2 separate regions of the Homo sapiens genome follow, and region 2 is linked to region 1. A link is an interaction called in ENCODE POLR2A ChIA-PET data of the cell type or tissue named here. Cell type or tissue: B cell. All regions are shown on one strand.

Region 1 (5,000 bases):
CATCTACAACCATCTGATCTTTGACAAACCTGATAAAAACAAGAAATGGAGAAAGGACTCCCTATTTAATAAATGGTGCTGGGAAAACTGGCTAGCCATATGTAGAAAGCTGAAACTGGATCCCTTCCTTACACCTTATACAGAATTTAATTCAAGATGGATTAAAGACTTAAATGTTAGACCTAAAACCATAAAAACTGTAGAAGAAAACCTAGGCAATACCATTCAGGATATAGGTATGGGCAACGACTTCAATACTAAAACACCAAAAGCAATGGCAACAAAAGCCAAAATAGACAAATGGGATCTAATTAAACTAAAGAGCTTCTGCACAGCAAAAGAAACTACCATCAGAGTGAACAGACAACCTACATAATGGGAGAAAATTTTTGCAATCTACCCATCTGACCAAGCGCTAATATCTAGAATCTACAAAGAATTTAAACAAATTTACAAGAAAAAAAAAATCCCATCAAAAAGTGGGCAAAGGATATGAAGACACTTCTCAAAAGAAGACATTTATGCAGCCAACAGACATATGAAAAAATGCTCATCATCACTGGTCATCAGAGAAATGCAAACCAAAATCACAATGAGATACCATCTCACACCAGTTAGAATGGCTATCATTAAAAAGTCAGGAAACAACAGATGCTGGAGAGGATATGGAGAAACAGGAACACTTTTACAATGTTGGTGGGAGTGTAAATTAGTTCAACCATTGTGGAAGACAGTGTGGCAATTCCTAAAGGATCTAGAACTAGAAATACCATTTGACCCAGCCATCCCATTACTGGGTATAAACCCAAAGGATTATAAATCATGCTACTGTAAAGACACATGCACACGTATGTTTGTTGTGGCACTATTCACAATAGCAAAGATTTGGAACCAACCCAAATGTCCAACAATGATAGACTGGATTAAGAAAATGTGGCACATATATACCATAGAATACTATGCAGCCATAAAAAAGGAAGAGCTCTTGTCCTTTGTAGGGACATGGATGAAGCTGGAAACCATCATTCTCAGCAAACTGTCACAAGGACAGAAAACCAAACACCACATGTTCTCATTCATAGGTGGGAATTGAACAATGAGAACACTTGGACACAGGGTGGGGAACATCACACACTGGGGCCTGTCAGGGGGTGGGGAGCTGGGGGAGGGATAGCATTAAGAGAAATACCTAATGTAAATGACGAGTTGATGGGTGCAGCAAACCAACATGGCACATATATACCTATGTAACAAACTTGCACGATGTGCACATGTACCCTAGAACTTAAAGTATATTAAAAAAATAAAGAAGGAGGAAATTTACACTTTAAAAAACTAGACAAAGAAGAGCAAACTAAACCCAAAGCTATTAGAATGAAGCAAATCATAAAAATTAGAGCAGAGATAAATAACATAGAGAATAGAAAAACAAGAGAAATAATCAATGAAACCAAAAGTTGGTTCTTTGAAAAGATAAACAAAATTGACAAACCTTTAGCTAGATTGACAAAGAATAAAATAGAAAAGATTCAAATTACTAAAAGTAGACATAGAAGTGGAGACATTACTACAGATCTTATAGAAATAACAACTAAAAGGATTAAGAGAACACTATAAATAACTATATGCCAACAAATTGAATAACCTAGATGAAATAGATTTCTGGAAACACATAAAATACCAAGACTGACTTAAGAAGAAATAAAAAATTAAAGAGGACCTATAACAAGAAAAGAGATTGAATCAGTACTCAAAAACCTCCTGACAAAGAAAATCCAGATGGCTTCACTGGTAAATTCTACTAATTATTCAAAGAATAATTAGTTTCAATTATTCTCAAGCTCTTCCCAAAAATAGAAGAGGAGAAAAACACTTCCTAAGTCATTTTACTAGGTCAGCATTACCCTGATACCAAAGCCAAAAATATCAGAAAAAAGAAAACTACAGACTGATATCCCTTATGAATATTGATGCAAAAACTTTCAACAGAATACTAACAAACTGAATCCAGCTCATATTAAAGGGATTATACACCATGACCAAGTAGAATTTATCTCAGCAATGCAAAAGTGGTTCAATACATGAAAACCAATCAATGCAGTATATGATATTAACAGAATGAAGAAAAATAGACTAATGGCCATCTTAGTTGATGCAGAAAAAACATTTGAAAAAAACCAGCACCTTTTAAATAAAAACACTTTAGAATCTAGAAATAGAAGGGAACTTCCTCAGTCTGATAAAAGGCATTTATGAAAACCCACAGCTAACATTTTACTCAAGGATAAAAGACTAAAAGCCTTTCAAATAACAGCATGAAAAGGCAACAGTGCCCAGTCTCACCACTTCTATTTAATATTGAACTGGAAGTTCTAGCCAGAGCAATTAGGCAAGAAAAATAAATAAAATGCATCTCAATTGAAAAAGAATGTGTAAAACTATTCCTATTCACAGATAACATGATGTTGAAAATAGAAAATCCTAAAGAATCCACAAAAATGATCAGAGCTAATAAATAAATTCAGCAAAGTTGCAAGATACAAAATCAATGTATAAAAATCAGTTCTGTTCCTACACACTAGCAATGAACAATCTGAAAAAGAAGTTAAGAAAAGCAGTTCCATGTACAGTAGCATTCAAAAGAACAAAATACCTGGCAATAATTTAACCAGAGAAGTTCAAGATAATACACTGAAAACTAAATAACATTTCTGAAAGAAAGAAAATCTAAATAAATGGAAATACATCCTATGTTCATTAATTGGAAGATAATATTAATATGCCGATACCACCAAAAGCAATTTATAGAGTCAATGCAATCCTTATCAAAATGTTGATTTTTTTTCATAAATGGAAAAGCTAATTCTCAAATTTATATGTGATTTCAAGATGCCCCAAGTAGCCAAAACAATATTGTAAAAGAAAAGCAAAATTGGTGGACTCACACTTTCCAATTTCAAAACTGATACAGATATGGTAATCAAAACAGTGTGGTACTGGCATAAAGATAAACTTATAGATGTCTATATGAAATTAAATTGAGAGTCCATAAATAAACCCAAACATTTATGGCCAGGTGATTTTTGACAAGAGTGCTAAGATCATTCAATAGGGAGAGAATGCTCTCTTTAACAAATGGTGCTGGGACAACTGGATATCCACATTCAACAGAATGAAGTTGGGCCCCTTCCTCTCATTATATGCAAAAATTATCTCAAAATGTATCGATCACCTAAATATAAGAGCTAAAACTCTTAGAAGAAAACATAATGATAAATATTCATGATTTTTGATTTGGGAATGGATTCTGATATATGACACCAAAAGCATAAGTAAGAAAAGATAAAATGTGGGGAGGGGCCAAGATGACTAACTAGAAACAGCTGTGGTTGGAGGATCCCACTGAGAAGAACGAAAACAGTGAGTGAATCCTGCACCAGCAACTAAGGTATCCAGGCTCACTCATTGGGACTGACTAGGTGGTTGGCATGACCCACAGGGAGTGAGGAAAACAGGGTGGAACAACAGCCCACCTGGAAGCTGATGGGGCAAGGGGTGCTCCCACCCCCAGCCAAGGGAAGTGGTGAGTGATTGTGCTACCCCACCCAGGAAACCATGCTTTTTCCATGGATCTGTGCAACCCATGGACCAGGAGATCCCCTCGTGAGCCAACACCACAAGGGCCTTGGATCCCAAGCACAGAGCTGTGCAGATTCTCAGCTGCCACTTGGCTGGAGACCGTCTAAGACTACTGAGTTCTTGGGGGAAGGGGCAGCAGCCATCACTGCAGCTTCTGTCTGCTGCTTTCCCCTGCCAGTGCCAGAGGGACTGGTGGTTTGGAACCAGGAGGAATTCCCCATGGTGCAGCACAGCAGCTGTGGCAGACTGTGGCCAGACTGCATCTTTAGGCTGGACCCAGACTCATCCCTCCTCACTGAATGGGACCTCCCTGTGGGAATTTCAGCAACTCCAGCCAAGGGTTTATGGACAGAACCCTGATCTCCCTGGGATTGAGTCCCTGTGGGTACTGGGGCTGCGGACTCTGTGGATCATCAGACTTAGTCTTTTCCCCTGCTGGCTCTGAGGAATCTGGGCAGTCTGGATAAGTAGGATCCCCCCCACCACAGCACATCCTTTCTGCCAAGGGACAGACAGAATGCTTCATTAAGTGGGTCCCTTATCTTGTGACTCCTGACTGGGTGAGACTCCCCAGCAGGGGTTACCAGACACTTTATACAGGAGCACTCCCACTGTCATCAGTTTGGTGCCCCTCTTGGACGGAGCTCCCAGAGGAAGAAGCAGGCAGCCATCTTTGCGGTTCTGCAGCCTCCACTGGTGACACCACCAGGGTGGGGAGGGACCCAGGTGAATAGGATCTGGAGTGGGCCCCCAGCAAACTGCAGCAGTCTTGCAAAAGAGGGTCCTGTCTGCTAAAAGAAAAACAAACAGAAAGCAACAACAACAGCATCAACAAAAAAGTCCCCACAAAAAGCCCATCCAAAGATCAGCAGACTCAAAGATCAAAGCTAGATAAACTCAGGAAGATGAGAAAGAATCAATAAAAAATGCTGAAAACTCAAAAAGCCAGAGTGTCTCTTCTCCTCCAAATGATTGTAACACCTCTCCAGCAGGGCACACAACTGGGCTCAGGCTGAGAAGGATGAACTGACAGAAGTAGGCTTCAGAAGGTGGGTAATAATGAACTTTGCCGAGCTAAAGGAGTATGTTCTAACTCAATGCAAAGAACCTAAGAATCAGGATAAAACATTACAGGAGCTATTCATCAGAATAACCAGCTTAGAGAGGAACATAAATGACTTGATGGAACTGAAAAACACAACATGAAAACATCACAATGCAATCATAAGTATCAATAGCCGAATAGACCAAGTGGAGGAAAGAATTTAAGAGATTGAAGACTATCTTGCTGAAATAAAATAGGCAGACAAGATTAGAGAAAAAGGAATGAAAAGGAACAAACAAAATCTCTGAGAATTATG
Region 2 (5,000 bases), 240 kb before region 1:
AAAATTAGCAGGGAGTGGTGGTGTGCACCAGCTACTCAGGAGGCTGAGGTAGGAAGATCTCTTGAGCCTGGGAGGCAGAGGTTGCAGTGAACTGAGGTCACACCACTGCACTCCAGCCTGGATGACAGAGTGAGACCCTGTCTCCAAAAAAAAGAAAAACTACCATCCACGTAATGATGACTTCCAAGTCTTTTATTTTTATTTTTTATTTTTTTATTTTTTAGAAACTGATGTTTATTTTCCATCAACCATTTTTCCATGTTGCTTAAGAGCCCATGCAAGAACAGCTTAAGACCATTCAGTGGTTGCTCCTACCCATTCAGTGGCCTGAGCAGTGGGAGCTGCAGACCAGTATTCCGTGGCAGGCTGAGTGCTCCATTGTTCAGTAGGAACTGCTGAATAGGCACAGAGGGCACCTGTATACCTTCAAACCAGTCTGCAACCTCAGGCTGAGTAGCAGTGAACTCAGGAGCTGGAGCAGACCATTCACCCTGAAATTCCTCCTTGGTCACTGCCTTTTCAGCAGCAGCCTGCTCTTCTTTTTCAATCTCTTCAGGATCTCTGTAGAAGCAGAGATCAGGCATGACCTCCCATGGGTGTTCACGGGAAATGGTGCCACGCATGCACAGTACTTCCCGAGCCAGCATCCACCACATCAAACCCACTCAGTGAGCTCCCTTGTTGTTGCACGGGATGGCAATGTCCACATAGCGCAGAGGAGAATCTGTGTTACACAGAGCGATGGTAGGTAGATTAACATAAGATGCCTCTGTGAGAGGCTGATGGTCAGCCCCTGGGGTCAGTAACCATAAGAAGCCATGGCTCCCAGAAGGCTGCCTGGATCTGGTTAGTGAAGGTTCCAGGAGTGAAGTGGCCAGCAATTGGAGTGGCTCCAGTGGCAGCAGCAAACTTCAGCACAGCCCTCTGGCCAGTATTCCTGGAGGATATAACACTGACATCAGCAGGGTTTTCAATGGCAACAATAGCACGAGCTGCCAGCAGAAGCTTCTCCCAGGTTCCCTTCAGATTTATGATGTAGATGCCATCACTTTTCCTTTTATAGATATACTGTTCCATCTGTAAGTCAAGATTGGTGCCACCTAAGTGGGTTCCTGCTGCAAGGAACTTAAGGACATCCTCCTCCTTCATTTGCAGGACATCAAGGGCTCCGGACATTGTGAAAGTTTCCCTTTGAGTTAACGACGGGAATCCAGAACAACGCCATATGGACCCCTCTGTAGGTAGCACGGAAAGGGACTTCCAAGTCTTTATTTCCAGCTCAGGCTTTAGACTCATGTACCTGATGGCCAATGGCACTTTTTTTTTTTTTTTTTACAGCTTTCTTTCTCCTTTTTTCTCTTTCTTTTTTCTTTCTCTTTCTTTTCTTTTTTCCTTCCTTTCTCTTTCCCTCCCTCCCTCCTTTCCTTTTTTCCCTCCTTTCTCTTTCTCTCTTTATTTCTTTCTTTTCCTTTCTCTCTCTCTCTTTCTCTCTAGACAGAGTCTCTGTCACCCAGGCTGCAGTGCAGTGGCACAATCTCGGCTCAGTGCAACGTCAGCCTCCCAGGTTCAAGCTGTTCTCCTGCCTCAGCCTCCCAAGTAGCTAGGATTACAAGCACCCGTCACCACACCCGGCTAATGTTTGTATTTTTAGTAGCAACAAGGTTTCACCATGCTGGCCAATCCGGTCTTGAACTCCTGACCTCAAGTGATCCACCCACCTCGGCCTCCCGAAGTGCTGGGATTACAGGCATAAGCCACCGCACCCAGGCTTTAACAGCTTTATTAAGACATATAATTCACATACAGTTCACTCATTTGAAGTATACAATTGGCCAGGCACAGTGACTCACTACTGTAATCCCAGCATTTTGGGAGGCTAAGGCAGGCAGATTGCTTGAGTCCAGAAGTTCGAGACCAGCCTGGGCAACATGATGAAACCCCATCTCTACAAAATAAAATACAAAAATTAGCTGGGTGTGGTGGCATGCACCTGTAAGTCCCAGCTACTTGGAAGGCTGAGGTGGGCGGATAGCTTGAACCCAGGAGGCAAAAGTTGCAGTGAGCTGAGATCACACCATTGCACTCCAGCCTGGGCAACAGAGGGAGAGGCTGTCGCAAAAAGAAACAAACAAATAAAAAGTATAAAATACACTCATTTAAAGTATATACTTCAATGGCATTTTTTGGGGAAAAAATGTATTCCTAAGTAAAAAAAAAAAAAAGTATACATTTCAATGGCTTTTTGTATACTCATAGATACATGTGACCATCACCACAGTCAATTTTAGAGTATTTACACCACCTCAAAAAGAAACCTAGTGCCTTTTAAGTTAATCCCCATTCCATCTTCCCATTCCCTCATCCAGAACCCTAAGAAACCATTCATCTATTTTCTGTGTCTATAGATTCCTGTGCTCTAGACTTCCATATGAATGGAATCATATAGTATGTGCTCTTTTGTGACTGGCTTCTTTAACTGAGCACAATATTTTCAAGGTTCATCCATGTTGTAGCATTAATCAGTACTTCATTTCACCTTATGGACAAATAATATTCCATAGTGTGGATGAGCCACATTTTATGTGTTCATCTGTTGATGAATATTTCAGTTGTTTCCACCTTTTGGCTATTATGAATAATGTTGCTATCAACATTAATATACAAGTTTCTGTGTGAACGTGTTTTTATTTCTCTTGGGTATATACCTAGGAATGAATGGAATTGCTGGGTCATATGGTTAACTCTATATTTAAACATCTGAGGAACTGCCAGGCTGTTTTCCCTTTTTTGACGGAGTCTTGCTCTGTTGCCCAGGCTGGAGTACGGTGGCGCCATCTCGGATCACTGCAAGCTCCGCCTCCCGGGTTCACGCCATTCTCCTGCCTCAGCCTCCCAGGTAGCTGGGACTACAGGCGCCTGCCACCACGCCCGGCTAATTTTTTGTATTTTTAGTAGAGATGGGGTTTCACCATGTTAGCCAGGATGGTCTCGATCTCCTGACCTCATGATCCGCCCTTCTTGGCCTCCCAAAGTGCTGGGATTACAGGCGTGAGCCACCGTGCCCGGCCTGCCAGGCTGTTTTCCAACGCAGTTGCACCATTTTACATTCACAGCAGCAGTGTATGAAAATTCCAATTTCTCCCCATCCTTGACAACACTTATCTCACTTTTTGATTCTAGTCATCCCAGTGGCTGTGAAGTGGTATCTCATTGTGGTTTTGATCTGCAATTCTCTGATGACTGATGATGTCGAGTATTTCTTCATGTGCTTATATAGGTCACTTTTATATCTTTTCTGGAGGAATGTCTATTCAGATCCTTTGCCCACTTTTAAATTGACTTTTCTTTAAAAAAAAAATTTTTTTTTTTAGTCAAAGTCTTGCTCTGTCACCCAGGCTGGAGTGCACTGGTGCGATCGTGGCTCACTGCAACCTCCGCCTCCTAAGTTCAAGCAATTCTCTTGCCTCAGCCTCCCGCGTAGCTGGGACTACAGGCATGCGCCACCACACCCAGCTAATTTTTGTAGAGACTGGGTTTCGCCATATTGGCCAGGTTGGTCTCAAACTCCTGACCTTAGGATATCTGCCCACCTTGGCCTCCCAAAGTGCTGGGATTACAGGCATGAGCCACCACATCCGGCCAAAAAACAATTTTTCAGGGAGCCACATCTCACTATGTTGCCCAGGTTGGAGTGCAGTGGTTATTCACAGGCACAATCATAGTACAACGCAGCCTTGAACTCCTGGCCTCAAGGGATCCTCCTGCATAGCTAGGACTACAAGCGCATGCCACCATGCCCAACAGATTTTCTTTGTTCTTTTTCGAGAGAGGTCTTATTCTGTCGTGAACACAGCTTATTGCAACCCTGACCTCCCGGGCTCAAGCAATCCTCCTGCCTCAGACTCCTGTGTAGCTGGGACCACAGGCACATGCCACCATGCCCGGCTAATTTTTTTTTTTTTTTTTTTTTAGAGACAAAGTCTCTTTGTTGTCCAGGCTGTTCTTGAACTCCTGAGCTCAAGCAATCCTCCTGCCTTGGCCTCCCAAAGTGCTGGGATACAGATGTGAGCCACCACACCCGGGCCAGATTGTCTTTTTTTTTTTTTTTTTTTTGAGATGGAGTTTCGCTCTTGTTGCCTGGGCTGGAGTGCAATGGTGCGATCTCGGCTCACTGCAACCTCTGCCTCCCAGGTTTAAGCGATTCTCCTGCCTTAGCCTCCCAAGTAGCTGGGATTACAGGCACCTGCCACCACATCCAGTTAATTTTTGTATTTTTAGTAGAGATGGGGTTTCACCACCTTGGCCACGCTGTCCTCAAACTCCTGACCTCAGGTGATCCACCCACCTCGGCCTCCCAAAGTGCTGGGATTACAGGCGTGAGCCACCATGCCCGGCCCAGACTGCCTTTTTATTATTAAGTATATATTCTAGATACAAGTCTCTTATCAGATATCAGATATGTGATTTGCAAATATTTTCTCCCTTTCTGCGGGTTGTGTTTCATCATGATGTCCCTTGAGGCACAAAACTTTTAAATTTTGATGCGTTCCAACTTATATTTTTGTTGTTGCTCATGCTTTTGGTGCCATATCTAAGGAGACTTTGCAAAACCCGAAGTCATGAAGATTTTACCCGTGTTGTCTTCTAAGAACTTTAGTTTTAGCTCTTTTACATCACTCATCAATTTTATCTTTTGTAAACAGTGTGAGGTAAAAATCGAACTTCAGTCCTTTGCATGTGGCTACCCAGTTGTCCCAGCACCATTTGTTGAAAAACTATTATTTCCATATGGGATGGTCTTGGCACCCTTGTCAAAAATCAATTGACTATAGATATATGAGTTTATTTCTGGAATCTTAATTCTATTACATTGATCACTACATCAATTGTGCCAGTTCCACGTTGTCTTTTTTCTTTTTTTTAGGACAGGGTCTCACTTTATTGCCCAGGCTGGAGTGCAGTGGTGTGATCTTGGCTCACTGCAGACTCAACCTCCTAGA

Evidence for each region. Peaks named below come from ENCODE experiments on the same cell type or tissue, not always from the same donor. Only the 100,000 strongest peaks of a DNase experiment are listed, where the experiment ranks them.
Region 2: POLR2A ChIA-PET joins it to region 1 with 8 read pairs; 2 of 35 experiments call an interaction of 5 or more read pairs at or near these places.

What each region holds. Positions count from the first base shown.
Region 1 is chr1:160,508,357-160,513,356 of GRCh38, forward strand. The region is part of intron 1 of SLAMF6 (SLAM family member 6); the gene reads right to left. Among named protein-coding and RNA genes, the nearest start is that of SLAMF6, 12 kb to the right of the region's middle. In B cell, no CTCF peak of the experiment used is centred here; no DNase peak of the experiment used is centred here; H3K27ac peaks cover 1,219 bases.
Region 2 is chr1:160,266,051-160,271,050 of GRCh38, forward strand. It overlaps the pseudogene RPSAP18. Among named protein-coding and RNA genes, the nearest start is that of DCAF8, 6.0 kb to the left of the region's middle. In B cell, no CTCF peak of the experiment used is centred here; no DNase peak of the experiment used is centred here.